Linked DNA regions of Homo sapiens: region 2 is linked to region 1. A link is a contact called in ENCODE Hi-C or POLR2A ChIA-PET data. All regions are on one chromosome and are shown on one strand. Each heading gives the region's core, a stretch centred on a gene start or an enhancer-like site at or near the end of the contact. The rest is flanking DNA. Distances are from core to core; before and after follow the strand shown.

The links. Hi-C counts contacts between places; a loop is a spot of excess contacts on that map. ChIA-PET counts read pairs that join two places held with the same protein, here RNA polymerase II (POLR2A). Pooled maps may share reads with other maps.
Region 2: a pooled map shows a loop between it and region 1 (2.6-fold over the local background). The contact joins two enhancer-like sites. A Hi-C loop is called at or near these places in 1 of 50 pooled maps. POLR2A ChIA-PET finds 5 or more read pairs at or near these places in 5 of 52 experiments (CD4-positive, alpha-beta T cell, MCF 10A, PC-9 and 2 more).

Annotation. Positions count from the first base shown.
Region 1 is chr2:44,119,270-44,121,982 of GRCh38, reverse strand. No RefSeq gene overlaps it. Among named protein-coding and RNA genes, the nearest start is that of PPM1B-DT, 48 kb to the left of the region's middle. Within about 2 kb of position 1,367, at least 2 of the 41 ENCODE cell types and tissues checked have a DNase peak (open chromatin) inside an H3K27ac peak, as active enhancers do.
Region 2 is chr2:44,043,001-44,045,713 of GRCh38, reverse strand. No RefSeq gene overlaps it. Among named protein-coding and RNA genes, the nearest start is that of LRPPRC, 48 kb to the right of the region's middle. RefSeq lists an enhancer at 1,411-1,460. Within about 2 kb of position 1,338, at least 4 of the 41 ENCODE cell types and tissues checked have a DNase peak (open chromatin) inside an H3K27ac peak, as active enhancers do.

The DNA.
Region 1 (2,713 bases), core at 118-2,617:
CGGCTGACTGCAACCTCTGCCTCCTGAGTTCAAGTGATTCTCCTGCCTCAGCCTCCCAAGTAGCCAGGACTAGAGGCATGCACAACCACGCCCAGATAATTTTTGTATTTTTAGTGGAGATGGGGTTTCATGATGTTGGCCAGGCTGGCCTCAAACTCCTGATCTCAGGTGATCTACCCTCCTTGGCCTCCCAAAGCCCTGGGATTACAAGCATGAGCCACTGCGCTCGGCCAGATAAGTTGATTTTAATATAACAGCATGTGAAGGTCAGATCTCAAATTGCTACTAACCTTTAGGAAACTACAACTTGTCAAGTTTTGGTGTAATATCAAATAAGAATATCCACACTTATCGGAATCTGAAATGACTACTAAAATGTCCCTCCTTTTCCAACTACCTGTGTGAGGCCAGATGTTCTTCATATATTTCAACTAAAACAACATATTGCAATAGATCGAATGCAGAAGTGGGTATGACAACCTACCTGTCTTCTATTAAGTAAGATATTATGGAGACTAGCCAAAAGAAGAGAAAACCAATGCCACTCTTTTCACCATTTTTTTTTTGTTTTGGAAATAATTGTTTTCATCAAACATATCATTATTGTCAACCTGTTTATATAATGGGTTTATTAGTATTTTATTTTATTTTATTTATTTAGTGTTTTGAGACAGAGTCTCCCTCCATTGCCCAGGCTGGAGTGCAGTGGCGCAATCTTGGCTTACTGCAACCCCCGCCTCCCGGGTTCAAGCAATTCTCCTGCCTCAGCCTCCCGAGTAGCTAGGACTATAAGCATATGCCACCACGACTGGCTACTTTTTGCATTTTTAGTAGAGATGGGGTTTCACCATATTGGACAAGCTGGTCTCAAACTCCTGACCTCAGGTGATCCACTTGCCTCGGCCTCCAAAAGTGCTGGAACTACAGGCACGAGCCACCGCAACTGGCTGATTTATTAGCATTTTAAACGAGTAAATAAACATTATTAAATTCTGAGTTTTAATTTCTAAGTTCCTCCTTAGTAGCTTAGTATAGATAGAAAACACCATGGTCCTGATTTTTTTCCTCACTAACACACCTGAGGAAAATACCATAAACCCCTCAGTAATGGTGGCTTGGTCCTATGAGGCAAGGATAGCGTCTCTATTGTATCCCCAGTACACAATACAGAGCTTGGCATATAGTAGTTACTCAACAAACACTTTGTTGAATTGAATTGGTTGCAATTAAAGCACTGATCCTCAGCTCATACTATGTTTACTCATGTTTTGAAATATACCATTTCTTAGGGCAAGAATTTTAACTGGTTTCCAAACCAAAGAGTCACTTTTCAAAGGCATCAAAGAGGAAACGTGACTCAAGCACTGCATGCAAGGCATGGGGAAAAAAGCAAACCACAAAATCTAACCACAGAATTCATAGATTCAAAACGTTGTTGCTTGGAATTAGTAAAGGCTGTACATGCAGCTCCAGAAAGACTGCCTGGGTTCAAATTCTGGCTTCATCATTCACCATCTGTGTACTCTTGGGCAGGTCTTTAACCCATCTGTGCCTACTGTCCTCATCTGTAAAATGGATAATAATAGCATCCATTTTGTAGGGTTATTTTAAGGCTATAATGAGTTAATGTTAATACATATAATTCACTTAGAATTTAATGTACTATATTAGAATGGTATATTTTTAACAGGGCTTGGCACTGAATTAAGTTCTCAATAAATTTTCCCTGTACTCTATCAAATGGAGGAAGTTCATTATATATATATGATAAAGTATTCATAGTGAATAAAAGTCTTTCATATCCCTTTTTTTTTTTAAAAAAAAGAGATGGTGTCTTGCTATGTTGCCCAGGCTTAAGTATAGTGGCCCAAACATAATCACTTCTGCTCACAGTCTACCAGGAAGGACTGGTCATATGGCCCTAAACTGACAAGGAGGCTGGGAGGTATTGGGAAACATGAAATACTGGGTGAACAACTACTAATTTATCTTAGGATCTGGTTAAATAAGTATAGCTCTCCAATCATCCAGATTGTCTCTTAATAAAAATAGTAACAGATTTATTTATCCCTTTATGGAAAGCAAGACTTTATTAGTATTTAATTTAAAATGAATAGGAATTCTTTCTATTGTTTCAAAAGAATACATGCTGATTTCTTTCCTTGTTTTACTTTTAACCCTCCTGATGTTTCTTTTATGATTTTTCTTTTATAATTGAGCATGTGTTACTTTGTACTTCTGTTACAATATAATTTCCAATAAAAATAAACCCTTGACCACCCTGAGGGGAACACTAGAAAAAACTGAAAAGCTTACTAGTTGAATTCATATTTATTCCAGAACACTTCTGCTGTTATTGTTGTTAGAGACTCAGTCTCATTATGTTGCCCAGGCTGGTCTCAAACTCCTAGCCTTAAGCAATCTTCCTGCCTTGACCTCCCAAAATCCTGGGATTATAGGCATGAGCCACCACACTTGGCCCAGAACTCTTTTTGTATCTAATTCAAACTCTTCAGACTACCCCTCAAGATCCTTCCTCGATAATCATGCCACCACACACACACACACACACACACACACACACACACACACACACTTCTCTAGCCTATTATCTTACTTGTCTGAAAATAAGGCTTTTTTTGCTCTCACTGAAACAATTTTTTATTTAAAACAAATTAATACATATTTATTGGAACACCATGCCATTTGTTTT
Region 2 (2,713 bases), core at 89-2,588, 76 kb after region 1:
TCCCCAATTCCATCATCGACTTACACTGAAGTCAGAGCAAAAAAGATCAGTCTCAAATTGCAGTGTGTGGGATTTCAGCTAGATGTAAGAAAGGTTCAGGCACTCCCAAATGGAGACCCTGGGAGTGGGATCTCAAATGGGAGAGGGGAAGGAGGGTAAAGATGAAAGCAGGCATCCTAGAAAACATAATACATTTCCAATTAGTTGATACCCTTTCTAAAAGGAGGAGGCTAAGCCAGATGATTTCTGGATCCCAACATTAATTTATTCAATCAATCACTCATTTAGCAGACATTCACTGAGCCTCACCACGCAGCAGGCACAGGAATCCAGAAGCAAGTCCTTGAAGGTTCTTGCCCTTTAGAGAACTTGTACTTATTGGTAAACCCTGGGTAGGATGGGAGGAGGGCAGGGGCAGCCAAAAGAAGAAGGGTGAAGAATGCTCTGAGGCGTGAACATTAATGAAAACACAGACCCCAAGCCCAGTGGTCAGCCCAGGCTTGTACATTTCTTTCCTGGCACTTAGCAGTGTTTCCTGGCACTCAGCAGTGCCCACACCCAGAGTAGAACCCTCTGTTTTTTTTTTTTTTGTTTTTTTTGTTTTTTTTTTTTGAGACAGTCTCGCTCTGTCATCCAGGCTGGAGTGCAGTGGCATGATCTTGGCTCACTGCAACCTCCGCCTCCCAGGTTCAAGTGATTCTCCTGCCTCAGCCTCCCGAGTAGCTGGGACTACAGGTGCGCACCACTACACCCCGCTATTTTTTTTTCTATTTTTTTTTTTTGGTATTTTTACTAGAGACAGGGTTACGCCATGTTGGCCAGGCTGGTCTAGAACTCCTGACCTCAGGTGATCTGCCCGCCTCGGCCTCCCAGAGTGCTGGGATTACAGGCATGAGCCACCACACCCCACCAGACCCTCTATTTGATAATAGGTTGCATAAAGCGTAACCTCAAGTTTCAGACATCCTGAAAGACCTCGAACCTTGGGCCAGCCCAAGAAAGCTGGAGACATTTCTCACCCCCATACGGGGACAGGCAGGTGGGAGGAGGGTGTGGCTGGCAGCCCAGTGGAGTCACCATAGCCACAAACCATGAGGTTTGGGATCAAGTGGGCCCTAACCCTGATCCCACTGCAGCTGCAGGAGACAGGCAGGCGTTCCCTGTTCTCACATCAGACACTTCTGGGGCCTTCCACTGAGGATCGGTCACACCCTCCCTGGGGAGCCCACTGGAGGCCCCTGGGAACTGCTCAGGAGTGTGTGGCTACTGCCAGCAGAGGCCGGGCTGCCAGGGCTGGCTGCTTCCCTCTAGAAGGAGCCGGAAGCTTCCATCTAGAAGGTGAGCCTGCCATCTAGCGTCCCAGTCTGGGCCGCGCAGGGACAAAGGAGCTTTCCCTGCACTGTCGTGTTGGTCACATTCAGCCCCACGGCATATTTAACTGCTGCCCACCTTCTCCCCACCATCGTGAGGTGAGAGCAAACCACCCTCGTTTCAGGGTGAATTTGATTTTTAGAAACAGCTGAAAGTCGTTCTAAGCCAAATGGTTATTGGTGGGAATTCAAAGAGTTTCCCCTGTGGCTTACAACTGTCTAAAGGCAGGTGACTATTTTCAAGTATTTATATATATATATATATATATATATATATATATATATATATATTACATATAATAATATCTATTATATTATATATTAATTATTAACTCTAATATATATATTAGAGTTTCGGGAGCAATTAAAAGTCTCATTGTTTTCATGCCAACAGTGTATACCATGGAACTCAATGTTTTCATACAGAACTTAAAGTACATCTTCCTCTTAGAAATGAGTGTAAGTGCTATCTTTTCCATGCAGACCTAACTTCTACAGGAGAGGAAGAATGGTCTGATTTATTCGGCTGCTGAGGGGAGAGTTATCCACACTGAGCCGGGGATGGAGCCTGGGATAGAGTTAATAATCGAGATATATATAAATAAAATATATCCTGGACCTTCGGAGTTAAGCATTTAATCCAGCAATTGGGCCCTGCCTTTGGGACTGTTTGTCCCAGGGCTTTTTGGGGAAGACTTAGATCTAGGAAAGGGCTAATGGAGGGACATGGAACAGGAGATCAGCTCTGTCCCTGCTCCTCAAAGAAGGGCAACTGCAGGAGGTATGCAGCCCAGTGCCCAAGCCAAGGGTGGCAAAGGACGTGGAGCTCATCTGAGGATACAGGGAAAAGCACCAGAAAGTCAAAGCCACAGTCCCAGATATTTGTTTCTGGTGTGAGTGGCTGAATGCTGCTGCTTCCCTGGAGAAGAGCAGAAATCCAGGGCCCCAGAATGAGCCTGACCGGGGTAGGGTAAGGGGGTGGACAAAGGGAGCCCTCCCCAAACTAATGATGATCTCTGGAGATCAGGCCTCAGTTCCTGAGCAGCCTTGAGTTCCCTGTGTCCTGGGAAGGCCTTGCTGCTACTCCTAGAGCCCCTTTTTTCCTGGAGCAAAGGGTAGACCCCTCTACTAGGATCCTTGCTGACTTCCACCTTATCTGAGCACAAAGAGTTGCCTTCGGTTAGAGACTAGGATTTAGGTGTGGCCACTTTGGGGAGGGTGGATTAATCTTTTTAACATGGAAAGAGGCCAAGAAAACAGGGCCCTCATTTGGCCTTGAGAGCCTGGCAACTCCACTATTCCCTTTGATTAGCAAAATTCTAGAGCTCGAAGAATACCAGATA